Linked DNA regions of Homo sapiens: all the other regions are linked to region 2. The links are chromatin contacts, found by Hi-C or POLR2A ChIA-PET in ENCODE. All regions are on one chromosome and are shown on one strand. Each heading gives the region's core, a stretch centred on a gene start or an enhancer-like site at or near the end of the contact. The rest is flanking DNA. Distances are from core to core; before and after follow the strand shown. Region 1 has its middle 14 kb from the start of EML6. Region 2 holds the start of SPTBN1 (spectrin beta, non-erythrocytic 1). Region 3 overlaps ACYP2 (acylphosphatase 2).

Region 1 (4,815 bases), core at 776-3,275, 250 kb after region 2:
AAGTGATTCTCCTACCTTAGCCTCCTGAGTAGCTGGGATTACAGGCGTACACCACCATGCCCAGCTAATTTTTGTATTTTTAGTAGAGACAGGGTTTCACCATGTTGGCCAGACTGTTCTCAAACTCCTGACCTCAGGTGATCCACCTGTCTTGGCCTCCCAAACTGTTGGGATTACAGGCATGAGCTGTCACACCCAGCCCTATTCTTTTTAAAGAGCCCTAGATTAGGAGTGAATTGCACTGATTCCACATTGTTTTCCCCACTCTTTGAAGCAGGATCTAATATATGATGTGTGACTGAATTATACTACTTCATGAAAATATATTGCCCATATCAAACTAATGCTATTAATGAACTGGCCATAACATTTTAGAGGTGGGAGAGATCCCAAAGATCATTTGGTCTTACTCCTTCATTTTATGGTTTAGTAAATTGAAACCTAAAGAGATTGACTGCTTTGTTCAAAGCTGCAAGGAAAGTGGTTAGAGCTGTGGTTAAACCCAGGTCTTGTTTTAATTTCATGTGTCCCTAGCTCTATAAATCTATGTCATTCTGTTTAGTGTTCACCTTTAGACAGCAGAACCAAAAACCTCACTAATATAGAAAATTAGGTATTTGCAGGTACCAGCAGCAGGGTTCAAAAGAGTAAATTTTTTAGTCTCCTTCCCTTTAGTAAAGTGGATATTTTCAGAAATACAGAATTTTGGGTGTCAAGCTATTTGGATAATCGTTTCTCTAGTTTTCCTCACTCTAGAACCCAACTATGTGATATTGAGGCCTTTATATTACCATTCATTGATGACATAATACTGTCCCTTCTGCGTGCAATTTTGGAAATTTATTCATCTATGCTGCATAATGGTAGCAATTTAATGAACTTGTAACATATTATTTAGCTCATTAAAGTCTTTGCATTTAAACAATGTTGATGCTTTTAAGGTTGTGAAGAAATCTTAGTTTAATGCAGAATTAGTTCTAATACATTCTAGAATTTTATCAGAAAACTTTCATGGCCAGGCAAACTAAAAACACAGTAACAGTAACTCAGGCAATCACACAGACTCATGCATAATTAAATCCTCCTTTTACATTTTTTGGGAGTCTTCTTTGAGAGGATATTTTAAATATTGATGTTGTGCAACTATAATTAATAATAAATATTTGGAGTGCTATTGATGACAGTGGTGGGCCTTCCGGAGCAGCCGCTGCCACCACGCTGGCTGCAGTGGGGAGGCGCAGGCGGTGGTGGCAGGAGCCGCTGCAGGAGCAGCAGTGGCGGTGGTGGGTGTGCCCCACGTCCCCTGTGCCCCGCGTTCCTGAGGCAGCCAACTGCACCACCCTCACCTTCACACAGCGGGGCAGGACCCACTCCCAGGTTTGGGACCTCCACTGGGGCCTCAACCTTGCTCCCGCCACGTCTTGGCAGCCCCCGAGCCCCCAGCTGAAGGCACAACCAGGACTCATGGGGCCGCCTGAGAGCGTCGGGTTTGTTTGTGCAGAGTTTGCAGGGGCTGCTGCGCCGCCTGCACCTTGCCTACCGCTGCTGCAGGCAAAATGCGGAGAGGAGGCTAGCAGACCCTGGAGCCCACCCCTGGGAGACCCCTCGGAGCCTGCCGTCCTGGGAGCCCCCATGGTGGGGCCAGGCCGATTCACCCACTGGCAGGGGAGCAGTACGGTGGGGCATGGAGGGACAGGCAGAGAGGAGCCTGGAGGAGGAGCTGGGCCCGTGGCAATGCTGTGTTCCATGGAGTCGGCAGGAGCCCCGCCTTCCCAGGGACAGCTGTAGCCGCCCAAGTCGTGGCTGTGGACCCAGGCCTCCCTGTGCTCTTGGGGGCCGGGAGCAGGCAGGAGCCCTGCCCTCCCAGGTGCAGCTACAGCCGCCTAGCCGCGGCTGCGGATCCAGGCATCTCCGCACTCTTGGGGGCCAGGAAGGCCCCCCTTTACCCCCGCAGCCTTGGAGGTGTCTGCTCCTGCTGCCTGGCTTCTCCCAGCTCCTGCTGCTCACTCTGATCTCGGAGCAAGGTTGGGGCCAAGCCCAGGTGCTGTTGCAGCCCAGCTGGGTGTGCGCACACTCAGGGCAGCGCTGACACACCAGTCCCCTGCCGCCTCAGCCTCCTCTGGGCTTTGGGCACCGATAAGCCCGTGAGGGAGGCCGCGGCAGGGGCTGAGGGCAGCTTTGCACTGGCCTGCTGGTGCCCCTGGGCCGGAACCGCCTGGGCACCATAAAGGCGGCAGGATCAGACAGGCTCCTGGGAAACAGGCAGGTCCCTGGTGAAGCCCCACCTTCCATCCGGGGAAGGTCTGAAGTCTGGCGGCCGGGCTGCTGGTCCCGTGATCAGAGTGGGAACTTGTGGTGCTTTTTTCGGGCCGTCCATGGCTGCTAATGGACTGACTGGCACACACTTCCTCCCCTCTGAGGCCCATAAAAAGCCACGGACTCAGCCAGACCTGAAGAGACGATGGGACGACCTACCTAAAGAGAAGACCTACCCTTCTCTGCTGAGAGCTGAACACTCATTGGGAAAACCCTGGCTACCTAGAGGAGCTACCTACTGCGGGTCTCCTCTGAGCTGTTCTGTTGTTCAGTAAAGCTCCTCTTTGTCTTGTTCATCCTCCACTTGTCCGTGTACCTCATTCTTCCTGGACACCCAGGACAAGAAATCGGGACCCGTCAAATGGTGGGGCTAAAAGAGCTGTAACACAAACAGGGCTGAAACACGCCTTTTGCTTGCCACGTTGCGGGCAACAAGAAGGAGAGAAGAGAGAAGAAAAGAAGAGCTGCAGCCCGTCAGGGATCCCAGACCTAGGAGCTCCCCGAGCCAGGTCTGTGACACCCTCTTTAGGGCTCTGCAGTTTCTGGCGTCTCCAAGCTTCTGGGTATCACCATGTTCCCTGATGTCAGCTGTGGAAGTTGCTTATGGTACGCCTGGTCTAGCAGCAGCCTTGCGGGGAGCCAGCTCTGGAGCCAGCACCTGGAGCTGCCCACCCTGCTGCAGCTGGAGTGCCTGGCTGCGCACAGTGGCCGGACCCCAAGCTCGCCCACACCTCTTGCTGCTCCACGCCTGACTTGCCCTTGGCAGGTGTGGGATCCAGGCCAGTAGTGCGAGCCAAGGGTAACCTTCCAGGCAGAGTGGGCGGAATGAGCCCAGAGGGCCAGAGCAAAACCCAGCAAAGGTACCACTGGCCACAGAGGTTTCTGGATGGCCAAGTGACACTCCAAGGATCCCATAACGCTATGTGGTATGTATTATAATCACTTTACATACATTCTCCAGTTCATCGAATTCTCACAACATATTTATGAAATGTGTTTTATTATCCATGCCTATTTTAAAGATAAGTAAACTGAGATGTTAAGAGATAAATAACTTGCCCAGGGTCACATATCCAGATGGTAGAATTGGACTTGAATGGAGATGTCTGACTCCAGAGCCCAAATCCTTAACCATCACCCTACACTTTCTCCCTATTCTCATTGGAGAAAATGATAAACCAAAATCTTACTTGATTCATTTTAATGAAACTATAATTTAATAATGAAAGTATAATTTATAATAATGAAACTATAATGAAAGCACTCTGCAAGGATAATGAGTAAACACCTTCAGATGGAAATAGGCCCAAGAGAAGATTCTGTAGCAGATGCTGCTCACCTGATTATGACCTTAGTATTTTGGCTGAAATAGTCAGTGAAGACACACCCTGTCCAGAATCCTGGCTCTAACAATATTTGGAACAGTTGAAAAATATTAATTTTAAAAACTGGAAAAAAGAGATCTATGGAGCATGTAGAACATATAAAAAATAGAATAGTAGAGCAAACTTACATGTGCTCATTATCCAGCTTTAGTAATTATCAGCTCAGGGCCTATTTGGCTTTATGTAGAATCCCATCCACTTCTCCCTACCCTCTCCAGATTATTTCTAAACAAATTAAGCAAATTCACACTTCAAATCTTTTCATGGTGAATAATTCAGCATGAATCTCTAAAAGATAAGAACTCTTGTTTGAAAGCATAACCACAATACCATTATAACTTCTAAAATTTAATAATACCTTAAAATCATCAAACATTGAGTATTAACAGTTTCATGATTATCTCATAGTTCTTTTTTTTTTTAACAGCTTGTTCAACCCTGGATCCAAATATGCTCCAGAAGATAAGTTGGTATGTCCTTTAAATATGTTTTAATAAGAGTTTCCCCTGCCATCCCTCATTTTTAATTCTTATAATTTATTTGATTAAAAAACAGATTGTCTTTTAGAATTCCCCAAATATCAATTTTGCTGATTGTATCCCTGGGGTATCATTTAATATACTCCAATATGATGACTACAAAAAGTTTTTCTTTTTAACTTTACAGTCAATCTTTAGGCATGCCTTCCTTTTGTTCATTTTGTCCTTAAGCATATCTTCAGAAATGTACAATTTTCCACATTTTAAAATCAATGTAGTTTCAATTTACTTTTATCTGATTTTGAGAATTTTTTTCATATGATTAAGGACCACATTAATTTCTTCTTATGTGAACTACCTGTTCATATTTTTTGATAGAGTTACTGGTTTTATTTTTTAATCAACAGAATCTCTAATATATTTCCTTTCTCTGTGATATTAATCACAAATATTTTTTCCCAGTTTTTTGTTTTTCTTTTCACTTGCTTAGGATATTCTTTGCCATGCAAAATATTCTTGATTTTTTGGTAATAGAAGGTATCAATTTTTGCCCATGTTGCTTCTGGATTTTGAGTCATGGTCAGGAATGTGTTTCTCATCTCCAGGTTGTGGGTGAATTTACTCATGTTTTCTTT
Region 2 (5,002 bases), core at 2,343-4,842:
TGGTCATCCACAGAATGGGGTTAATATTTACCTCACAGAACTGGCAAAAGGACAAAATAAGATAATATTTGATAAAGCATTTTAAAAACTGGAAAACATTTTATGGTTGCTACTTATAATCATTATTATTATTAACATAGAAAATGTGAAGATCTTTTATAGAAAGCTGAGACCATTTATTGTGATCATTTTATAAATATTGTTATACATTTAGGTTACCATCTATTCAGATTTATCATTACACATATCTTTTACTTTTTTATTGATTGATTATATCTAGAATGGAATACTAGATATAATCTACTAGAATGGAAGATCCATGAAAGCAATGATTTTTTAAAATTATTTTACCCATTGCTCTATTTCAGAGCCGAGAAGAATATAAGGCATATCTATCTCTTGAATAATGAAAGAATAAATTACTTTATGCAAGAGTAAATATGTTATTAGTGCTTTAAAAAATTCATTCATAATGATAGTTTACATATAAGTCTTTAGGTTTTCCCAGTGCAAAATTAATACATGTGAATTCCCAAATGAAATATATTTTAAATATGAGGAAATTTCCCAGACTAGTTCAGAGTTAAAAGGAAGCAAGTTTAGGAGTAAACAGGAATTTTAAAAATATATGCAAGTTTTCAAAATATGTTCTGATTTTAAAGTTTTGGGCTATTATCAGTACAATAAAAGATGAGTTCAATTGGGTTAATATAATATAACCAAGGAAATACTTAGAGTATCATTCTCTTTTCTAAACAAAACAGGTTGTAGTAGACAATACTGTTTATCAATACCTTTTTATTTTATTTTATTTTATTTTATTTTTTGAGACAGAGTCTCGCTCTGTCACCCAGGCTGGAATGCAGTGGTGCGATCTCGGCTCACTGCAACCTCCGCCTTCCAGGTTCAAGTGATTCTCCTGCCCCAGCCTCCAGAGTACCTGGGACTATAGGCGTGTCTCACCATGCCCGGCTAATTTTTGTATTTTTAGTAGAGACGGGGTTTCGCCATGTTGGCCAGGCTGGTCTTGAACTCCTGACCTCAGGTGATCCACCCACTTCAGCCTCTCAAAGTGCTGGGATTACAGGCATGAGCCACCGTGCCCAGCCTTCCCCTACATTCTGAATGGAAAGTTAAAATGACAATTTATATCTGTAAAAATTTTGTAATAAAGTATTTTGATGGGAGATAAAGCCATATGCAATCACATGGTTTTAAAAGTGGAGAGTAGTATGTTACAAACATGATATTGAAGACTTCTAGGTTCCTTTATATCAACCCTGATTCTAATATGAGAAGAAACTAAGCCGCTTCTGAGATACATGGGAATAATCCTTCTGAGCTGTTATCACTGCCTAAGACTTTTTATCTTTTTTAGATTTTGCCTTCCATAAAAATGTCTTCTCCAATAATCTTTCCAGTTGTACTATCTTTTCTTTGAATTGTTACTTCTTTTTGGTCGTTGGTACACTGAGTTCTCTAGGGTGATTTTTTGCACCTAAGGGTAAGAATTCAAAATTGTGATGCAGGTATTTACAGTAGAACTCTGAATCCTTGTCTTTCACATTTTTGGAATAATTACTGGGGCTTTACTAGAGTACCTTGCTAAGGTGTGTGTGGCCTTTTTTTTTTTTTTAATTAAAAAACAACGTAAGTGGGAGTGGAATGGGGTAAGGGAGGTGAATCATTCATCAAATGAAAATTTATTTAAATACCGTTGTCTGTGATAAAGGAATAACCATTTCAGAATAACACTGGAAGAATTAATTTAAATGGATGCACTTCCCAATATTGTTACTGTTTTCTTTGGTATTTCATTAACATTGTGAGTGGGGAGGTGCTGGGGTCCATGGTAAAAAAATAAGTAAGTGAAAGGCAAACAACTTTGCTTTCTAGTGGATTTCCCTTATTACCTAATGAGGGCAGCAGCTTACAAGTTGATTGTGTTCAATTCAACAAATTTGTTTTAGTACCTAAGTGCCTGCTATATGTACAGAGTGAAGAAAGAAATAACCCTACCTTTAAGAGAGTTTACGGTCTGGTTGTGTTGATTCACCTTCTGAGAAAAAATGTTATTTGCTTTCCTCAATTTTTTTCCTATCAAAAGTAAACATAGGTTCAAACATTCAAACCTATGAAGGCCTAAAAGGAAGAATCATCTTCAGTTTGCTGTGACGATTTCACTGAGTTTTATTTTAAAATATTCATTTAAAAATACATACAAACATATAAACCCATCAGGCCAGGTTCTAGTGATCTGAGATATAAGCATGATACAAACTACTTGGCTGCCGTGTATTTTTGTTTTATTTTAATCCAGGTGATCAGGTCTGTATGGGGAAAAAGCCCTGGGGCTTTTTCAAACAGGAAGGGCCCTCCTCCCTCTGAATGCCCGCAGTGCCGCCCTGTGCACTTTACAGAACAAGGAGAAAGTCAGTTTCTTCAAACTGCTTTTCTAAAGAGCGTTTCCATTCGTGGTCCTGGTGATTCCACCATCTTTTCTTCACAACAGTGACGGTTCTGGAATTTCTACACAGCCTGAGGGGCTGACGGGGTAGACCAGGTGACTGGGAAGGGGCAGTGGCACATGACAAAAATTTGAGGAAACGTCCAGTTTCCGTTTCAGGGAATGCGCATAGGGGAAAACGCAAGTCCCCACGCCATCACGGGGCCCTCCACCGCGGCCGGACGACCCCTCTCTCGGGAGTGACTGGGGCAGGGCACCTGGCCTCAGGTTCGAGCGGAGCCTGCACTGAGAGGCAGGAGTTGGATGAACCACTTGTAGGGTCTGCTCCCAGCTACCCAAAGCGAAAGGGTGGGCGAAAAAGCATTTGCAAAAGAATACATTAACCTCACAAGGAACGACCCCCACCACCCATCCTCCAGCGCCCAAGGTTTCCCACGAAGAGGTCGCCGTCGCCCTTCTCCAAGTTGGGTAGAACCTATAAGGCATCACCAACTGCATCTCAAACCAACCAAGCAAGTGACGCTCCAAAACCTCCCTAAATACCCTCTCTCCCCAGCATTCCGAACGCAACATCAAGGGCGAAAAGAGGCTGCACAAATCACGTAGAAAATTAGACCGCCTCTTTCCATGGCGATAATCGAATTAGCCTCAAATTAAACGTGAAATTGGCCCTCTCCGGCTGTGGAGACAAAGCCCCTATTGTCCTGCTCGGGTAGCGGCAGCAGCAGTGCCCACCCCGCCCCGGCCAGCCTGGTCGGTCCCCGCCGCTGGGAGGATGAGGTCCGGGCTGGACCCGGGAAGAGCCTCAGCTGGAGAGGACGTGGACGCGCCCGAGGCTCGGCTCCCTGGGCGGCTGCGGGGCTCCGGGCAGGAGGAGAGGGCGGGCGAAGCAGAGGGAGCGGGCGGGAGTGGGGAGGGAGGAGTGCGGAGGGCGGAGGGCGTGCGGGAGGGATCCCGGGAGTGCGCTTGTGTGTGTGTGCGCGCGCGCCCGCCCCGCGCGCTCCTCTCCCCGCCCCTCGCCCCCTCCCTGCGAGCGCCCTCCTCTCCTCCTCCCCCCGCCCCCCGCGCTCCCGCCCAGCCCCCGGAATCAGTGCCGCTGTTGCCGTGCAGGCTGCGGATTCCTCCAGTCCCTCCCTCGGCCGCCTCTCCTCCCGGAGCGAGCGCGCAGCCCTGCGCAGCAGCGCCCACTGGTCCCGTCCTGTGAGCCCCGGCCCCAGCCGCGGACAGACCCGCGGAGTCGCCTCCCGGCCCACCCGCCCGGCCGCCGAGGAGCGGGAGGAGGACGGGACCCCGGCGCCCCCACCCCATCCCCGGGAGGTAGGTAGGGGGCCCGAGGCAGGGAGATGCCAACTCACTGGGGCTGCCTCCCGGGTGGGCTCCGCGGCGGCGGACGGGCGGGAGGAGGGGCGCGGGCCCAGGGCCGGAGGACGCCGCTGCCCGCCTGCCCTGCGCCCGGGGAGCCGCGTGGGGGCAGGGAGGCTGCAAAGCCCGGGCGGGGGCGGCGCGGGGAGCCCGGGTCGCGGGTGCTCATTGGTACTCGGATGATGCGGGACGAGGGGCGGCAGGCTCTGCGGTGAGGCGGCAGCAGACCCGCCGTGCGCACCGCTGCCGTCCGGCCCCAGCCCCGGCGCGGCGCGGCGATTCCTCCTCCCTGCCTCCGCCGGCGCCTCCCTGCAGCCGGGCGCGGCGGCCCCTGACGCGGAGGCCCCTGGCGCGGAGGTGGGTGCGGAGCGGACAGCGGACAGCCGGAGGGTCTATTTTCAGGTGCCCTCTCTGTGGCCCCGCGGGTGGGGAGCGGGGGCGGCGGTGACAGGGCCGGGCTCTGCGCGTAGCGGTGCAGGGGATGCGGCCAGGCGTGGTCCCGGCTGCGCCGCGCTGCAGCTGAGCCGGAGGCGGCGGCCCCGCGCCCCCACCTCCGCCCCATCCCTGCGCTTGCTACCCTCGTGCGCCCGCCCCCCCCCCGCCCTTTCTGCCGTCCCCACTCTCCCAGGGCTGGGCGTGAGCCGCCTCCGGGCGCCGAGCCGCCGCTGCGCCCGCCCTTCAGCTCCTGCCACCCTCTCTTCAACAGGTTTGTCTCAGCGCAGGGACCCTCCGGGCCTGCTTTGGGTAGGTGGGCTGGCTCGTCATCACCCCCCACACCACGCCCACGGCCCTCTTTTAGGGGGCGCCTTCTCTTTGTTTTTGTGATAGGAAAGGTGCCAACTGCTGCCATCAGATGAGGAGGGGGTGGGGATCAGAACGCAAACCTCTGTCCATTATTTTTCCAATCGAAAGCCAGGCCAGATAGTAAGTGAGGACAGGGTGCGTGTGGGGGTGCTTCGGCGGAGCAGAAAATTGAATTCGGTGGGGTTTATTTGGGCGGGGATGTGCTTTTTTGGCAAGATGGATGGCTCACGGTGCCCTCGCCGTGATGCAGCACAATGCAGCAGTATCGCAGCTTCCTTGGTTCTCGCTGGCGGGGCTTGGCACGGCCGCTCGGCGCCTGCGGCCCCCGCCCGGCCCCACCCAGGCCCGGGGCTGCCCTTGGCCGAGGCC
Region 3 (4,834 bases), core at 1,392-3,891, 220 kb before region 2:
TCTAAGACTCATTCCCTTACATGATTCAGGTCTCTGCTCAAATGTGGCCTTATCAGAGAGGCTTTCTCTGACATTTATTCAAAATTATCATCCAGACCTCTCCTCTCCCATATTGTTCTCTAACTCTTTACCTGGTTTTATGCTTCTTCATAGCACTTACTACAATATGACACATTATATATCCAATATTTATTTGCTTATTCTTTGTCTCTCTCCATTTGAATAGAAATTCTGAAGTTCTGTAAGAGGAGAGAGCTTTTTCCCACCCCCTCCTCACAGTTGTATCCCATCCCCTGGAATAGTGCCTGGATTAGAGTAAATGTTCAATAAATATTTGTAGGAGAATGAATGAATGATTAATAGATAGAAGATATAGGAAGAGTTCTCTACAGGAAGTAAAGAAAGTGGAGAAGGCAGAATAACAAACTAAGTAAGTCTTTTAATTTGTATGGTCTATATTTTAATCTTTCGAATGTAAAGATAGTATCATTGATCATATTTCTGTTCATCAATGTTACCTAAAATAGCAAAATGAAATATTAATATGTTTGAAGATATAGCTTTCATTAGTTTAAATTAACTATCTCATTTAGTTTAGGCATATGGTCCACAAATTTTTAAGAACATTTAATTTTAATTTAAAAAATTAAGCCTACCAAATAAGATGCATTATTTTCCAGTGACTTAATATGTATATTCAAGACTTTTTCAATTTTTTATAGTATAAAATTATTGTGATTGCACATGAAAATTTATTATTTAAGCAAAATATTATGAGTGCTTATAAGTACAAAGGCTAAAACTGATATCCCTACCAACCACAAAAAAATAGGCCAGGCAGCTGGGTACTGCCTAGCCTATTTTTTTGTGGTTGGCAGAGATATCTCTTTATTGTGTAGATATTTAAGGACTCATATAGACCCATCATTTTTTATGGGCAAAAATCCCAACTCTGGTCTTCTAAATGTCTTTTGTAAATTTATTTCCCTAAATAAATCATAAATCCACTTATAATACCTAGACCCACACAATGTGTATTCGTCATAGCTGCTCAAAAGGAATCCACAGTGTAGGTCAGAGCTACTTGATGAGAGAAAGTCTTGACTCTGCTAATAATGTTTTTACCTCACTGGCACCCACAGTATTTTGCCAGATTGCCTGAAGTCAGCATGCCTTCCTGATGGTCATGGACTGTTCTGCTTTTCCAGGAATGTCTCAAAGGGATCCTGCCTGAAAGGAAAGAGGCCATACTGTGATATTTCACTGCTTATAAAGAGACCAAGAATGGCCTCTGTCTTGTTCTTTTAGCTAGCTTCAAACAAACTTAGCCAGCTTAAAAACAGAAATGGAACTGATGAAGTCATCAACCTAGAGCCTCCCGCTACTGCCCATGTATTTTGTAGTCTAGAATGAAGCTAATAATCTCAAGAACTGCTTCCTAGAAAGGTTAAGGAGAAAAGCATGCCCCATCCCACTTCTCCTCCCATTTCCCACTCTTGAAATAGCATTGTTAGCATCTGATGTGAGCCAGAGGAGTATTTGAGGCTGTGCCATATGTCCTTGTTAGAAACACTGAGCTTATAATGACTAAGAAACTCCAGGGGGTTGTCTAAACCACCAAGGTTATAAAGGGCACAGCATCATCACAGCTGAACTAAAATTTAATATGATTCTTACTTTACCACCCATGGTGACCTAAGAAGGTGGTAAGGGGGACAAACTCTAAATAGAGGGCTCAGTTGTGGCTCACCAAGAAGCTAAATATGCTGTTTTCATGGTAGAATAGGGAAGAAGAAACTGGTAAATATTTCCAAATGTCATGTGTTTACATATGAATCTATTCACTTCTTTATTTTTAAAATTCTTCTGAGAAGTACTTTAGAAGTAATCCCTAAATTTAAAGTATTTATAACAAAAATTTTACATATTCTCACCAGTTTAGAGCATTACCCAGAAGGAATTGTGACTCCATGGTCCAGGGGATTAGAGTTAGTCATTAGGGGTGGGAATTTCTTCTCAGAACGAAGTTAGAGCTCTGTAACCATCTTATGTGACCAAGTAGATGTTTGAGAAAGATCTGGAATTAACGTAATGAAGGTGAGTAGCACTGAGAATGCCCATAGAGTCTGTAGCTTAGATGGGGGTGGGTGTCACCATGATCTTAGTGTTGCACTTTTTGGAAACTAGGTTTAGGTGAGGAATGAAGTCACAATCCCCTAAGAAGGGAATAATGAATAAACTAGTTATATCAGCTTATTACTTTAGAGTAGAAAACAGACCTCATGCAGGAATCATTCTGCATATGTGGTGAAGCCTTCTTGGTGAGCAGACAAACAAAAAAGAAAATTCACTTTTTCTAAAAAAATAGCACATCAGACCTTTGTAGCCTGGAGAACTCATTCTTCTCTACTTTAGAGGTGTTTCTTTTTCTAATAACTGGGAAGGGCTGTCTCTAACCGGAGCTCCTGTACCACCCCTAAAGATATCAATAATTTCTCATTCTCCAACTTTTAGTTTTCCCATTTTTATTGGTCCTCAAAACTTTGTCTTTGCGGCACTCCCTGCCTCATCATACTTGTGACAAGTTGAATTCCTAAGACTCAGGCTCGTATTACAAAGGATGCAATTTAGATGAGCAACTCCCTGGTGAGATGAGTGGCTCTCTGGCAAACGGGGTGGGGAACATAGAGAACTAAGAGTCAGGAAACTTGGGGCCTATATCTAGGGCATCTGTTACCTAACATTCTGACCCAGACTATGTTTTCCTTGCTTCAGTGGCTTAGGCTGCAAAATAAGGTCCCTTTCACCTTTGACACATAATCCAGATCTTGTACTTTACTTTAGTAATTTTAGAAAGAAGACATTTAGGCCGAGGAGATGAATGTCTGTTCTCATTGAGGTAATGAGGTTTTCTACCACTTTATTTTTCTTGGTAAAGTCTTTGCTTATAATCTGGCAGCCTTTATTTGTATTCCTTTTTCTTCCTTTGGCTGGCTGGAGAGCAAGTGCCATTGACATGGCCCAAAGAGTATCATCTTTTCAGCCTTGGAGCAAGGAGTCTCAGAGTAGAGCACCCCCACTCCCTCCCCAAATGCCTGTGAATGACAAGGCAGGAAAAACATTTTTTAATTAAGTCAATTCAGTTGTTACAAGTTGAATTAATCTCTAATTTAGGGATATCATGGGAAACTATTTATAATATATGCCAGCTGACCCTTATCCAAATTTCCATGGAAATAGCAATGTTATAACACAGGGTGTTCTTGGACTGCTCTAAAAATTCCAGCTGGTTTAAGTATGATATTGAACCGAAAAATGAAGCCTTCTACTAACAAATGTGTTGAAGTATGCACTCAGGTGCTCAGGAGGTATAGGCTTAGCTTGAAAAAATTCAAGGCATGATACCCTGGGCTTTCCCTCAAACCTCTTTAATTAAGACCTCTGATATTGTTGTGTTGTTTCTATCTGAAGTCAAATGGGAATTGCAGAAAGTTTTGCAGTTTTTTTTTTCTCCTCCATGAGGTAGAGATTCGTCTATGCCAGGAGAAGTGAAGATAGTCACGTCTTTCTCTTGAATGATGTAATAAAGTTTTGCAAGGGATAAACCATGTTTCACTTGTATCAGATTTATTTATCAAATGTGTTGCCATTAAGAGTATGAAAATATTTCAGCTGAGGCCAGGCGCAGTGGCTCACGCCTGTAATCCCAGCACTTTGGGAGGCCAAGGCAGGTGGATCACCTGAGGTCAGGAGTTCAGGACCAGCCTGGCCAACGTGGTGAAACCCTGCCTCTACTAAAAATACAAAAATTAGCTGGGCGTGGTGGCAGGCACCTATAATCCCATCTACTCCAGAGGCTAAGGCAGGGAGAATTACTTGAACCCAGGAGGCAGAGGTTGCAGTGAGCCAAGATCACGCCATTGCACTCCAGCCTAGGTGACACAGCAAGACACTGTATCAAAAAAGAAAAAAATTCAGCTGAAATAATAGCATATGGGAGAAATTAGCCATGTATTTATAATACGCGTAGTAAAAGTGCAGACGCTATGACTATATTGCATGCTTGGTGAAAGTAATGGCAGGTTTGCTATGTTCAAAACATTTGAATTAATCTGTTCAAACCATGCACAGCATTACAGAATTGACATTCCAGCACAGTGACTGCAGTCTGCAGCAGTTGCAGTTTTGTCATCTATACAACGTCAAACAAGATGCAAACCACCAGGCTTGGTAGATAGAATACCCTTTGAGAATTAAGTAATCCTGAGATGACTTTGCTCATCATTGATGTCCTGTGACGTCAACTGAAGGCTTGTCTTGCCCATTTCACCTTGTCATTGTGGTTATTGGTTTTCTCCATTAAAATGGAAAATTGGATTATATTTAGCAGAATGAACATATATTTGATGCTTTAGGTAAAATATATACAGTCATATGCCACATAATGACTTGATGTTTTAGGTAAAATATATACAGTCATATGCCACATAATTCAACATTTTGATCAACGATGAACTGCATATATAACAGTGGTCCCACAAGATTAAAATTAATATTTTTACTATACCTTTTTTATGTTTAGATACACAAATGTCATTGTGTTACAGTTGCCTACACTATTCAGTAACATGGCATACTATACACTCCATTGCACTCCATGTGCGCCATTGCACTCCAGTCTAGGCGACAGCCTAGGTTTGTAGCCTAGGAGCAAATAGGTTATACCACATATCCTAGGTGGGTAGTAAGCTATACCATCTAGATTCATGTAAGCACAGTCTATGATGTTCACACAACAGTGTAATCACCTAACGATGCATTTCTCAGAATGTAT

What was found. A loop is a pair of places that touch in the nucleus more often than their neighbours do. ChIA-PET counts read pairs that join two places held with the same protein, here RNA polymerase II (POLR2A). Pooled maps may share reads with other maps.
Region 1: a loop to region 2 is called in a pooled map, with 2.1 times the contacts of the local background. The contact joins the enhancer-like site here to the promoter of SPTBN1 in region 2. A Hi-C loop is called at or near these places in 2 of 168 maps with a recorded cell type or tissue (IMR-90 and PC-3), 1 of 37 single-sample maps with no recorded cell type and 11 of 50 pooled maps. POLR2A ChIA-PET finds 5 or more read pairs at or near these places in 5 of 52 experiments (A549, OCI-LY7, Panc1 and 1 more).
Region 3: a pooled map shows a loop between it and region 2 (1.9-fold over the local background). The contact joins the enhancer-like site here to the promoter of SPTBN1 in region 2. A Hi-C loop is called at or near these places in 2 of 168 maps with a recorded cell type or tissue (Caco-2 and HepG2) and 2 of 50 pooled maps. POLR2A ChIA-PET finds 5 or more read pairs at or near these places in 2 of 52 experiments (HepG2 and OCI-LY7).

What each region holds. Positions count from the first base shown.
Region 1 is chr2:54,707,371-54,712,185 of GRCh38, forward strand. No RefSeq gene overlaps it. Among named protein-coding and RNA genes, the nearest start is that of EML6, 14 kb to the right of the region's middle. Within about 2 kb of position 2,026, at least 11 of the 41 ENCODE cell types and tissues checked have a DNase peak (open chromatin) inside an H3K27ac peak, as active enhancers do.
Region 2 is chr2:54,452,735-54,457,736 of GRCh38, forward strand. SPTBN1 (spectrin beta, non-erythrocytic 1) reads left to right here and starts at 3,593. Exons shown (of 36, transcript NM_003128.3): 1 at 3,593-3,784.
Region 3 is chr2:54,238,055-54,242,888 of GRCh38, forward strand. The region is part of intron 3 of ACYP2 (acylphosphatase 2); the gene reads left to right. LOC105374610 (a long non-coding RNA gene) reads right to left here. Exons shown (of 2, transcript XR_007086321.1): 2 at 966-1,230. Among named protein-coding and RNA genes, the nearest start is that of TSPYL6, 16 kb to the right of the region's middle. Within about 2 kb of position 2,642, at least 7 of the 41 ENCODE cell types and tissues checked have a DNase peak (open chromatin) inside an H3K27ac peak, as active enhancers do.